Linked DNA regions of Homo sapiens: region 2 is linked to region 1. Evidence: chromatin contacts called from ENCODE Hi-C data. All regions are on one chromosome and are shown on one strand. The core of a region is the stretch at or near the end of the contact, and the rest is flanking DNA. Distances in the headings are between cores, read along the strand shown. Region 1 overlaps TMEM72 (transmembrane protein 72). Region 2 has its middle 67 kb from the start of OR13A1.

Region 1 (6,186 bases), core at 2,783-5,282:
ACCTACTCATCCATACACCCACCCATCCACGCATCTCATCAATCATTTATTTATTCAGCAAATATTAATTGAGCTCTTGTTTAGAGAATGGGGAATCAGGTCAAAGAAATATATATTTGAGCTTCTCTACATGCCAAATACAGTTAAATGTCTTAATTGCATTATGTTATTTAACTTTCACAGCACTGTAGGAGAAGGGCATATTGGCCTAGTTTTACAGATGAGAAAATTCAGAAGGAGTAAGCAGGTTAGCCCACATCACCAAGCTCATGAGCAGCAGGATCCAGATTCAAACCCAAGACCCTTTTTTTCCCCAGACAATGTCTTTTCTTCTCCACTACCAGCTACCTCTGTAAGTGTGTCCTGGCAGGAAGGTGATCCCTGTGCAGTGGTGTCCCAGGGGATTAGAAGAACCTGGGTCTCTGCCCCAGCATCTCTGCAGCCCCATCCTGAGGGGCTTCTAGCAGTTTCTTCCAAATGATATAGGAAGGCTGTGTGTTCTAGCCCCCCAAATCCTGAAGAGCTTACTGAACTGAGAAGCAACAGATAACAATTTGCCAGGCTGCCCCACAAATGTCCTGTTCTGCCTACAGGGTCCACCAGGCTGTGACCTCCACTCCCCCCCCTCCTCAGGATCCACCTCTACCTTCAGGTGGCAGCTGACCTGTGCTTTTAGCAGCCTCCACCCTCCCGCCTCAGGGCAGGCCTCTTGCTGTGTTTGGGGGCTCACACCTGCCATCTCCCAGATGCGGTTCAGCCTCTGAGCCCATTTCCACACTGCCATCTAGACACACAGATCTCTCTGACAACCTTCAAGAGCTTCCACCACCTCTGGTCCACACCCTGTGCCATATTCTGGCCTCTGCCTCACTTCTTGCCACTCATGTACAGCAGGAGGCTTCTGACTCTTTTTCAAACTCACCAGCATGGCCTCGCCTCCAAGCTTCACTCATTCTGTTGGGTGCCCAAGCACCGTCCACCCATTTCCACCTGCCCAATGCCTGACACTCCTTCCTGGCATTCTGCCCTGGCAATTGTGCCCTGAGCCTGGAGCCCCTGCTGGCTGGCAGTGACTTCTCCTGGTTCTGAACACCCTCCGTGTCTAACTGACCATGTCCCTAGCCGCTGTGCACCATTGCCCTGGGATCCAGAAGCAGGCGGGCCTTCCTCCTCTCCAGTGGGTCCCTAACTCTCGGGTCAGGCCATGGCAGGTGAATGCAGGCTGCCTTCTGCCCAGAACCCTGTTTTGTCTCTGTTTTGAGGGGACCCTATGCCCATGTGGTCTCTGGGTGGTCCAGTCCAGCCTGGGGTCCCCTGCCCCTTGCTGTGCCCTGTTCTCTAACACCTGCAGGATCAGCACTCAGTACCTGCCCTGTCTGTCCCTCCCTGCCACTCAATAGCACCAGACAGGAAGTCTGAATGAGTCGCTTTATTCCCCAAGCCTTGATATACCCCTCTGTCCCAGGGCATAGAAAAAGGCAGTGGCAATTATTTTGCAAAACACGTCTTGATGTGCCTGTTAGGCACACAAGCTCTGGAGCCTGCGTGCTAGGTTCTGATCTTCCCCCTGCTACTGATAAGGGGCCATTGGTGATGGGGCAAACCTCTCTGTGCCTTAGTTTCCTCATCGGTAAACTGACAGTAATTATAGTGTTTATTATAATATAATATAGTACTTATTATAAAATTGTTGCAAGGACTAAATGAGTTGATATTTGTAAGGCCTTTAGAATTATGCCTGGCCCATAGCAATCATTACATAAATGTTAGTTATTATCATTTTAAAACCAAGGGGTAAGAGTTAGGCTCACACTGGGAGGCATAGAGACTGAGAGGAGTGGAGATCACTAAATGATCTAACTAATCACAGGGAGAGAGAAATGATAACTAGAATTGATATAATCACTGTGTGCCAAGCATGGTCCTAAGTGCTTTACAAATATCATTTAATTCTTAGAACAGTTTTACTGTTGATGCACTATAATAACCCCAGTTTACAGCTGAGGAAACTAAGACAGAGAAAGGTCACACCTCTCACCTGTGATCACACAATCTAGAAACACCCATGGCTCTGAGGAAACCCTGACCCCAAGCCACCTTCTGCACAACACTATCCACTTTCATTCCTTCATTTATTGCAATGCTCATTAATGGAGCCCAATAAGCCCGACCCACTGTGAGCCTGGGCTGTACAGAAGAATTAGACAGGGAACGCCCTCTGGGGGTTCACAGACTAGTGACTCTGGTCATATGGTACCACATGGAGAAGTAAGAGGAGGTCACCAGACAGACTGGAGAGGGAAGGGGAAGGCCTTCCAGGAAAAGCTCACTTGTGCAAAAGCCCTGTGGCACCTGATAGCTTCTTGTGTTGTCAAGGGAACATGGAGGATAGGCAGTGAGACCCTCCGTAAGTACATATTCCATTTCCAAGGATTCTGATGTGAGTCTAGGGGTGGCCTGGGAGCCATGAATTCTACACATTCCTCAGGAGATGCTGATTGCAGGATCCATGGACCACACTGGGAGCACAAGGAGCCTTTGAGGCATCCTGTATCAGGAGGAACATGATCAGATTCAGGTGTCAGGCAGCCCAGAGTGACACAGTGGGGGAGCAGGAGACAGGCCTGGGGTAAGTGAGGAAGTGGAACTGGTGCAGGGGTCCAGGGGGCAGGGCCTGAACCCAGGCAATGCCCATGAGGTCAGAGAACAGGAGCGATTTGGAAGGTATTGAAGGAATGTAATCAACAGCTCCTGGTGACTATTTGGATAATAGGAAAAGGAAGAAGGAAAGGGTCAGGAACAGGTCCAGGTTTAAGGCTGGAACACAGGCAGTGGGTGTCCATCCTGGTGACCAGCAGGTAGAAGGATGTGCCTGCCAGTGTCACACAGGGTGCCAGGTGAAGGCCATGTCACCTGCTGGCCACGGTGCCCTCCCCACCCATCTCTGAACCCCAGACCCCACCTCTCCCCAGCATGGCCCAGTCCGGAACACGCCATGTCCTGGAGACAGCCCGTGGTGAATGTTGTCTGGGGGAATCCAGGTGAGTCCATTGGCTGTAGATGTGATGTCAGGAGGCCACGTGTGAGAAGACAGCCCTCAGGAAAGCAAAGGAAGACAGAGGCGCCAGCCTCCCTCACCTGTCTCCACCTGCAGGTTTACAGGAGCCGCTGTCTCCATATGTGAAGGGGCCTACTTTGTGGCTCAGCTGCTGGCCATCTGCTTCCAGTAAGTAGTTTCCAGAGAGACCCCTCCATTGTCCACCCCAGCCCCAGACACCACAGATGTCTCCACCCAAGAGCCCACAACCAGGGGATGTCCTGCTCCTGAAGCCACTGTGGACAGGAGCCCCCCACCGAGGTACAATCAGCCTGGCCTGGAGGTGGGCACAGGCCCAAGGGGCTCCATTGCCTTCTTTGCCCTGGTCCCAACCAAGAGAACCAACTGACACAGTCATTCAGGGCCTGTCCTTGCCCAGAATCCCCAGAAAAGTCCAGCTCCCCCTCACCAGGAGCAGCCAGTCACTGGGCCCCAGTGTCTGAGCCATCTGCCATGGGGTGAGGACCCTGCAGAAGGCCCAGCTGGGAGTGAGCAGACCTGGGTTTGGGAACTGGCTCTGTCTCTTCCTAGGGCCCGGGGGCAAGTCAGGGGCAGTATGTCTCTACACCCCTTCGTGGGGCAGGAGTGCAGACCCTGCAGGATCTCGTGAGGCCCTTGCTGCTTCCCAGCCTACACTCAGTATGTGGAAGCTGTTATCGGTGAGACCGAGGACTGCGGCTCTCAGAACCTAGACACTGGTCCCTGGGTGGTCAGTGAGAGAGCCAGTCTTCAGATCCAGATGTCCCAGCACCTTGCAAGGCCACTGGCTGCCTCTCAGGCTCACCAGCCCTAAGGCAGAAAGCTTTCCCCTTTCTGCTGAATTCCACTGCCAAGCTGTGCTTGAAACTTCAGCTGGGGAGAAGGCTGGGGAGGAATGGACCCTGGATGGACTCCACCGCACCCTGCCACCACACACACGCAGGAATGGGCACCAGGGGGCACCAGTGAGCCATGGCAGTCCAGCCTGCGAGCATAAGAGAGCAGTGCTTTGGGCCACCTGGACAGCCTGAGCACTCCCTCAAAGCTAGAGGGGCAGGATGTGGCTGTGTAGAGCCCCAGCTCTAGGCCAATTCAGAGGATGGAGGCGCTGGGTCTAAAGGCAGGCACTTGCCCCCTGTGAAACATGGAGGCAGCGCCCCTGAAGGAAGCTGCTCAGCATCAGGCTTCTGCCAGGGCTATGTGTGGTCCCTGTGTATACAGTTAGAAAAGAAGCCCTTCTGGGCCAACACTGTACTGTGCCTAAGCAAGGCTGGGTGAACAGGGCACAGCTGGGTGCCAGCCTGCTCACTCACCTGGCCAAGCCTCTTATGCAGTGCACTACAAGCACAACTGTCCCAGGCAGGTGGCTCCCAAACTGCACACTTTCTCTGCATTAGTGCAGACTTCCCAGTGAGCCCTGAGCCTCCAGCTGTCTTCCTCACTAACTCATGCAGCATCCTGAGAACATTTAACTTGCTTCCCCTTCGACCAGAAAAACAGGTCTGGGCAGCCTTTCAAAAACTTGTGGACCCTCTAGAGGGACTCAGGCAAATCCACTCATTGTGGAACCCACACCAAGGACCGCTAGGGCTTTCTGTTCAGCCAGGGCCCACTGCAGAGCATGCCCACAGCAGGGCCTGGCCCAGACTCCATGGCATCCAGTCTTGCTGGGGTTTTCCTGGGACACATTATGCTAACCTGGACTCCCTCTCCCCAGGTGTCAACCAGGGTCCCTGGCAGACAGAGTAAGGGAGAAAGCCCACTGGCTGGGCTGCTTCCAGAAGTTCCTGGCCTACCTGCTGCTGTCGGTGGCCTGCTTCCTCCACCCGGTCCTGGTCTGGCACGTGACCATCCCAGGTAAGAGCACAGGGGTAGAGATATGCAGCCCCAGCACAGGTGGACTCTGAGCAGGAGGAGCTGAGCCCCTCAAAGTCTAGCTCCAGTGGTGGCTCCAGGGACCTTACCTGCCCCACTGCCCTCTCTGACCTAGAGGGTGGACATGAGGAATCATCGGAATGCCAGACATACTCCATGCTGATCAAATGGCAGGAATGTCCCAAGAAGTGCATCCTTCCTTCACAGAGCCGTACAGAAGTGGAACCGCAAAGGGGACCTCACCTTTCCTCCCACTGACCATGTGTGGTCTGAGCTTCCCAAGGGTGTGACATGGCCACTTCCCTGCCCAAACCCTTCTGAATCTCCCCAGTGCCTACTCATTCAGGTCCAAACTCCTCAGCCTGGTTTGAAAGGCACTTCAGGGTGGGACCCCAGAAAATCTTCACAGCCTCATCTCCTACTTCCACTTCACGGGTGCATACCACTGGCCAGCTGGTTTCTGGTCAGAGAACCCAGGATTTCTTGCTCCCACCTTTTCAGTTTCATCCACGACCTTTTCTGCTAGTGTCCTTCTCCTCTCTGCTCCCTATCTGTGAAAACTGTGCCCCCTCCTCATGAACCCATCTACAATACAGGGAAGACAGCCCTCCAGGGAGACCATGTTGAAAAGCAGAGCCTCCATCCTTCCTGCCATTTAGCATCCCCATCCCAGCCTCCAAGTGGACCCCCAAATCTGATGTGGGGTGTGAGGACAAGCCAGGCAAGAGGGCCAGGGCCACAGGGGCCTGTGAATGGCCACACAGCGCCGGGTTGCAGGAGCTCTGCTGCACGACATGCTTGCAAGGACTCCGGATTTTTTCCGTGACTCCTCTAGAGCCCTGACCTCTGGCTCTTTTCCAGGCTCCATGCTCATCATCACCGGCCTGGCCTACTTCCTTCTGAGCAAGCGGAAGAAGAGGAAAGCTGCCCCCGAGGTGCTGGCCTCCCCAGAGCAGTACACAGACCCCTCTAGCAGCGCTGTGAGCACCACCGGCTCTGGGGACACAGAGCAAACCTACACTTTCCATGGGGCCCTCAAGGAGGGGCCCAGCTCCCTTTTCATCCACATGAAGAGTATCCTGAAGGGGACTAAGAAGCCCAGTGCCCTCCAGCCCCCCAACACCCTGATGGAGCTGAGCCTGGAGCCAGCCGACTCCCTGGCCAAGAAGAAGCAGGTGCACTTTGAAGACAACTTGGTCCGCATAGTCCCCTCCCTCGCCGAAGGTCTGGATGAT
Region 2 (6,523 bases), core at 4,019-6,518, 320 kb after region 1:
ATGATAGTCTAGCATCTTGTCCATCTTGAGAGCTTGGGAGCTCATCTCAGCATCTAAGCTTTGCACAAAACTGAGCAAGTCCAGGGCCTATTCAGCTGCCAGCACCTCTCACACCTCTCCACATTGGAGTCAGACAAACGGGACTTTTCTCTCCCCAGCAAGACCAGGTGAGAAGCAGGGGACCCCAGATTTATAATGAAGAGGACCCTGAAAACTCAGAAGACAACAAATGGGACTCTACTATTCCAGCACATGGGGCTTGAACATGACATTCTTGGAATGAACTGGGGAGGGTTAGTTGCTCCCCCGACTGCAGAAAGAGAATCCAGGTATTCTCAAATGTTCTCCCTGGTATCCATCCTCAGTTCACGGCCTCTCCCTTTACATATTTTTCCCTGGATAATCTTATTCTTCTCATTATTTCAATTACTTATCATGATAATGATGATGCACAAAAATCTCTGGGCCTTAGGTCAACATCCCACTTTGTGTCCAACTGTCTCCTCAACATCTTATTCCAGAGGAAATTCAGACTCAGCATTTTGTAAAGCTCAAAATGGCTTTCTTTCTTTCTTTCTTTTTTTTTTTTTGAGATGGAGTCTGGCTCTGTCACCCAGGCTGGAGTGCAGTGGCGCGATTGGGTTCATGCCATTCTCCTGCCTCAGCCTCCCGAGTAGCTGGGACTACAGGCGCCTGCCACCGTGCCCGGCTAATTTTTTTTTTGTATTTTTAGTAGAGACGGGGTTTCATCGCGTTAGCCAGGATGGTCTCAATCTCTTGACCTTATGATCCACCTGCCTCGGCCTCCCAAAGTGCTGGGATTACAGGTGTGAGCCACCGTGCCCAGCCTCTTTGTTTTTGTTTTTGTTGTTGTTGTTGTTGTTGTTGAGACAAAGTCTTGCTCTGTCGCCCAGTCTGGAGTGCAGTGGCGCAATCTTGGCTCACTGCAACGTCTGCATCCCAGGTTCAAGCGATTCTCCTGCCTCAGCCTCCCGAGTAGCTGGGGTTATAGGCACACACCACTGAACCCGGCTAATTTTTTGTATTTTTAGTGGAGATAGGGTTTCGCCACATTGGCCAGGCTGGTCTTGAACTCCTGACCTCAGGTCACCTGCCTCAGCCTCCCAAAGTGCTAGGATTACAGGCATGAGCCACTGCGCCCGGCCCTTTTCTTTTTATCTCTCTTATATTACCATGAATATAGACCTCTGAAACTGGTGCCAAACAGCCTCTTCACTGATTCTCTTGTGTTCTGTATTGACCCTTTCAATTCAGCCTATACATAAATCCTACTAACTATACATATTTCTCCAAGCATGGTCCATGGAGCTCTGGTATTGGCACCAAAACACCAGAGATGTTTGTCAAAAAGTCAGATAAATGGGTGTTATAACTCAGTCTCTGAGGGTGGGCCAGGGAGGATGCACTTTTAAGATGCTTCTTAATGCATTCTTAGGCACACAAAGCTTTGAGAGCTCTGGACCTACAGGACCAAGTTCAAGTTTCTCGACACACCTGATTGGAGGGCTTTGTGTACAGATGAATAACACATTAAGCTGGAAGTAACTTAGAAAATTATTTAATCATGGCCTCATTATTTCAAGTGTTTTGCAAAAGCTAGTGAAAAGATGCGACTGTCATTCATCCTATAATTGTTACCTGTGGTGAGTCCTGAAGCTGTAAGTAATTCTGCATGCAGTCTTATGAGCTCAGCTGTTAACACCCACACAGTTATCTTGACCTGCTGATGTGGAGGGGTGTCAATGACCCAAGTACAGATGGAAAATGGGACATCTGGGTCTGATGAATTGGGTGATGAAATATTTTGTGGGGTCCAAGTTGCATTGTATGTTCCACCACAAGGCACTGGGAAGAAAAAGCAACACAGGAGACAATTTATTCATGTCTCATCTCAGGCAATCTTTAAAATTCTGTCTTCCTCATCTCCCACCCCAGAGGAGCTATATTTTCATCATTCCATTAAGAATTGGGGGTTTATATCCTTGACTAAAAATTGTATCAAATTTTGTACCACAGATTAAACATAGAGTAATTAACATGGTGTTTAGTAATTGACATTGAGTTTAGATAGTAATTGACATTGAGTTTAGTAATTAACATTGAAATTTCAATATAATAAGCAGGGCATTCTTTTCAGTGCCTAAATACATGTGTATTTCATAACATATAAAAATGCTTCTATCTACTCACTGTCCATGATGGTGTATGTAGCATTAAATCCTTCCCTTTCTAATGTTAAGTCACTGATGAATTGAACCATAAGGAAGTTACCAGAAGAGATAAAAGGAGCAGGTACAGTGGAACCACAAAACGTTCCAGCCAAGTTGGCACTTTCACTAACCCCATGGTATAACTGAAAAGAAAAACAATTCATTACTTCTCCATTATTTACAAAAAAGTTGCATCTTTCACACTAAATTGGATGTGAAGTCACAATAGGTCATGATTAAACATTTTTACATGGATGTTCTTAGAGGTGGTCTTAATTTAGGAACAGAATTATAATTGGATTGATGATATTATGACTTTCAGTAAAAACCTGGTATGATGCCTAACATTTTTTTCCTCTTTGGGAAAGTAACCTATGATTTTAAAAAGAATGTGTCATGAGAGTCTGCTCACCCACTGCTACCTTAACCACTGCACCCACTAACACTCTGGCCCTAGTTGCTCTGATCTCTTGCCTTGATGATCACTGGAGACTCCCACAAAGCCCCTGATTCTGCTCTTGTTCCTCTTAGTCTATTCTCAAAATGTCATCGAGAGGATACTGTTAAAATGTAAGTCAGACCAGGTCATCGCTCTGCTGAAACCCTCCTAACTGCCCATCCACTCAATAGAACAAGCAAAGCCATCACAATGGCCTTCTCTCCTCCTCTCCCACCCCTGACCTTTCTGATCTCATTTCTTATTGTCTCCACTTTGTTCATTTTGCTTCTTGAGCCAAACCAGTCATGCTCCTGCTTCTTGGGTATGGCATTTGCTGTTCCCTTTGCCTGGAATGCTCTTCCCTGTATATCCACATCGTTTGTCTTCCTACATTTCTTCAGGTCTTTACTCAGACATCCCCAAATTGGCTGGCGTGATGGTACATGCCTGTAATCCCAGCTACTCAGGAGACTGAGGCAGGATAATCGCTTGAATCTAGGAGGTGGAGGTTACAGTGAGCTGAGATCGTTTCACTGCACTCCAGCCTGAGTGATGGAGCAAGACTGTCTCCAAAAAAAAAAAAAAAAGATAGCCCCAACTCAATACGGCCTTCCTTGTGTAAACTCTCCCAACATTCCCATCTCCTTTCCTGCTTGACTTTTCTCCACAGCAAGTATTACCTTCTTCTACATACTACATATTTAACTTTTTTTTTTTTTGGAGACAAGGTCTCACTCTGTTGTCCAGGCTGGAGTGCAGGGCTACAATCATAGTTCACTGCAGCCTTGAACTTCTGGGCTCAAGTGATCCTCCCACCTCAGCCTCCTAAGTACTGGGACTACAGGTGCATGCCACTATGCATAGCTAATAAAAAAAATTTTAGAGATGTGGTCTTGTTATGTTGCCCAGGCTAACTTGTTTATTTCATTGTCTTTCCCGCTGAAGAGAATACAAGTTCCATGAATGCACAGATTTCTGTTCTGCTCACTGCCATGTTCCCAGTTTTTAGGTGTCTGCACATGAGAGGCACTCAATAAATATCTAATAAATAAATAAACAAGTGCTTTGATTCCTCTCTTCCACAAGCCCTCCCAAAACTGTTCTCCCTGAGACTTCTTTACCTCAGTGTTTCAAGCCTACAACTTCAGTCATCTCTGATTCCTCTCTCTTCACTCCACATCCACTCCATTCTACCTTCAAAACATATCTCAGAGGGCTCCATCTCCAGGTGACCACCATTGTTCTTCACCTGTTCCCACTGAAACATCTTCTTAATAGAACTAATTCCGGAGCAGCCATAGTGTTCTCCACTGAATTGCCTGCATGTCTGCAAACTCCAATGAGATGCTGCTCCTGCTCTGACTAAAATGCTCCGGCAGATCCCTGTTGCACCTAAAGTAAAATTCCAGCTCCTTCTCACGGTCTGCAAGCCCCAGCTGCTCTGGCCTGTGCCTCCTTCCCAGGCCGCCCGCACCTCACTGCTGGTTGCACTTCCTTCATCCCAGGAGGACTCCTGCCCATGGCCCTGCTCCTGCAGCTCTTCCTGCCAGGAGACTTCTTTCCTCAGCTGAAGCTGAACCCGCACAGCTAAGGACTCCCTGTCATGGGCCCTCACCTCACATGTCACCTCCTCAGAGAAGCCCGTGCTATCGAATGTTGCCCTCCCCCAGCATCATCCTGTTTTATTTTCCTATTATAATCAAAACCGATCTTATTTATTGTTTATTTGCTTTGTCCGGTCTCTTTCCCAACAAGGATGTAAGTCCCACGGGTGGGGAGACGGAGACTCTGTCTGACTTCTTCACTGTGGTGTCGCCAGCACCCAGAACAATTCGCAGCCATGGCAGCCTTCTAGAAACATCCTTTGAAATAGTGGGTGCTTGGATTTCTCTCAAACACATAACTAGAAAACATTTGTTTTCTTCTGAGTAATCTTCATTATATTTCTTTTTCTTTTTCTTTTTTTTTTTTTTTTGAAACGGAGTCTCCCTCTTTCTCCAGGCCGGACTGCAGTGGCGCTATCTCGGCTCACTGCAAGCTCCGCCTCCCGGGTTCACGCCATTCTCCTGCCTCAGCCTCCCGAGAGTAGCTGGGACTGCAGGAGCCCGCCACCGCGCCCGGCTAATTTTTTTTGTATTTTTACTAGAGACGGGGTTTCACCGTGTTAGCCAGGATGGTCTCGATCTGCTGACCTCGTGATCCGCAGTGCCCCTTTTCTGTTTCTTTTTTTTTTTCTTTTTTCTTTTTCTTTCTTTTTTTTTTTTTTTTTTTTTTTTTTTTTTTTTTTTTTTTGAGACGGAGTTTCGCTCTTGTCACCCAGGCTGGAGTGCAATGGCGTGATATTGGCTCACTGCAACCTCTGCCTCTGGGATTACAGGCGTGAGCCACCGCGCCCCGCCCTATTGTATTTCTAAATGAGTATCTGTGTGTATCTAACTCCAAATATTAAATTCATAGCAGAGCTATGATGTGCTCAAGGCCACAGAACAGCCATGACCATGACCACTGACATTATCCTAAAGTGCTAGAATTATATAAGGCAGGAATGGCTAAAACCAGTAATTTCAAAAGAAAAAGAAATGCACCACTAGATGGCACTGTCTTTCCAACTTAAATATGATTTCAGTTAATTCAGAATCCGAAGAAGCTCGAGTTTTCTAATCTTCACCCCCTTGTTTCACGGAACAGCACATTTGCCAAGTTTTAGATCATGCACTTTTTCTGGTAAGCAAGTTAAAATTTCATGATAATCATTGCTGTCTTTATGATCACGTTTATATTAGCAAGCATTTTTTTTTTTTTGACATGGAGTCTCGCCCTGTTGCCCAAGCAACAGGCGTGATGCGATGGCGTGATCTTGCCTTAGCTCACTGCAACCTCCGCCTCCTGAGTTCAAATGATTCTCTAGCCTCAGCCTCCCAAGGGATTACAGGTGCCCGCCACCACACCAAGCAGCTCCCCCAGGCTTGCTGCCACCTTGCAGTTTGATCTCAGACTGCTGTGCTAGCAATCAGCGAGACCCCGTGGGCATTGGACCCTCTGAGCCATGTGTGGGATATAATCTCCTGGTGCGCCATTTTTTAAGCCCATCGGAAAAGTGCAGTATTAGGGTGGGAGTGACCCAATTTTCCAGGTGCCATCTGTCACCTCTTTCTTTGGCTAGGAAAGGGAACTCCCTGACCCCTTGCACTTCCTGAGTGAGGCAATGTCTTGCCTTTCTTCGGCTCGCACATGGTGCACTGCACCCACTATCCTGCGCCCACTGTCTGGCACTCCCTAGTGAGATGAACCCGGTACCTCAGATGGAAATGCAGAAATCACCCATCTTCTGCATTGCTCATGCTGGGAGCTGTAGACAGGAGCTGTTCCTGTTCAGCCATCTTGGCTGCAGCCCACTCTATGTCTTTTAATGGGAGAGTTTAGTCTATTTACTTTCAATGTAATTATAAGTAAGGACTTACTTCTGCAATTTTGTTATTTGTTTCTGGTTATTTTGTGGTCTTCTCTTTCTTCTTTCCTTCCTTCTTGTCTTGCTTTTAATGAAGATAATTTTCTCTGGTAGTAGATTTAACTTCTTGCCTTTCATTTTTTGTGTATCTGTTTTGTTTTTTATTTGAGTTTACCCTGAGGTTTGCAAATAATATAACCCATTATTTATGCTGATCACAACTTAACACTAATTACAGAAACAAACTAACAATGAAGCAAAAAGAGAACCAATACAAATGTTACACTTTATTTTGTGCCCCCAACTTTTTGAGGTGCTCCCACCTCAAGAACCCAGACAAAGAAGAGAAAAATAAATTCAAAGCAAGCAAAAACAAGAAAATAATAGTTATAAGAGCAGAAATCA

Evidence for each region. Hi-C counts contacts between places; a loop is a spot of excess contacts on that map. Pooled maps may share reads with other maps.
Region 2: a map of IMR-90 shows a loop between it and region 1 (24-fold over the local background). The contact joins two enhancer-like sites. A Hi-C loop is called at or near these places in 2 of 168 maps with a recorded cell type or tissue (IMR-90 and tibial artery) and 6 of 50 pooled maps.

The regions. Positions count from the first base shown.
Region 1 is chr10:44,928,844-44,935,029 of GRCh38, forward strand. TMEM72 (transmembrane protein 72) reads left to right here. Exons shown (of 5, transcript NM_001123376.3): 3 at 3,155-3,226; 4 at 4,794-4,933; 5 at 5,813-6,186. The region is part of intron 1 of TMEM72-AS1 (TMEM72 antisense RNA 1); the gene reads right to left. Among named protein-coding and RNA genes, the nearest start is that of TMEM72, 21 kb to the left of the region's middle. RefSeq lists enhancers at 3,517-4,224, 4,225-4,931. Within about 2 kb of position 4,033, at least 5 of the 41 ENCODE cell types and tissues checked have a DNase peak (open chromatin) inside an H3K27ac peak, as active enhancers do.
Region 2 is chr10:45,244,988-45,251,510 of GRCh38, forward strand. It overlaps the pseudogene CUBNP2. Among named protein-coding and RNA genes, the nearest start is that of OR13A1, 67 kb to the right of the region's middle. Within about 2 kb of position 5,269, at least 5 of the 41 ENCODE cell types and tissues checked have a DNase peak (open chromatin) inside an H3K27ac peak, as active enhancers do.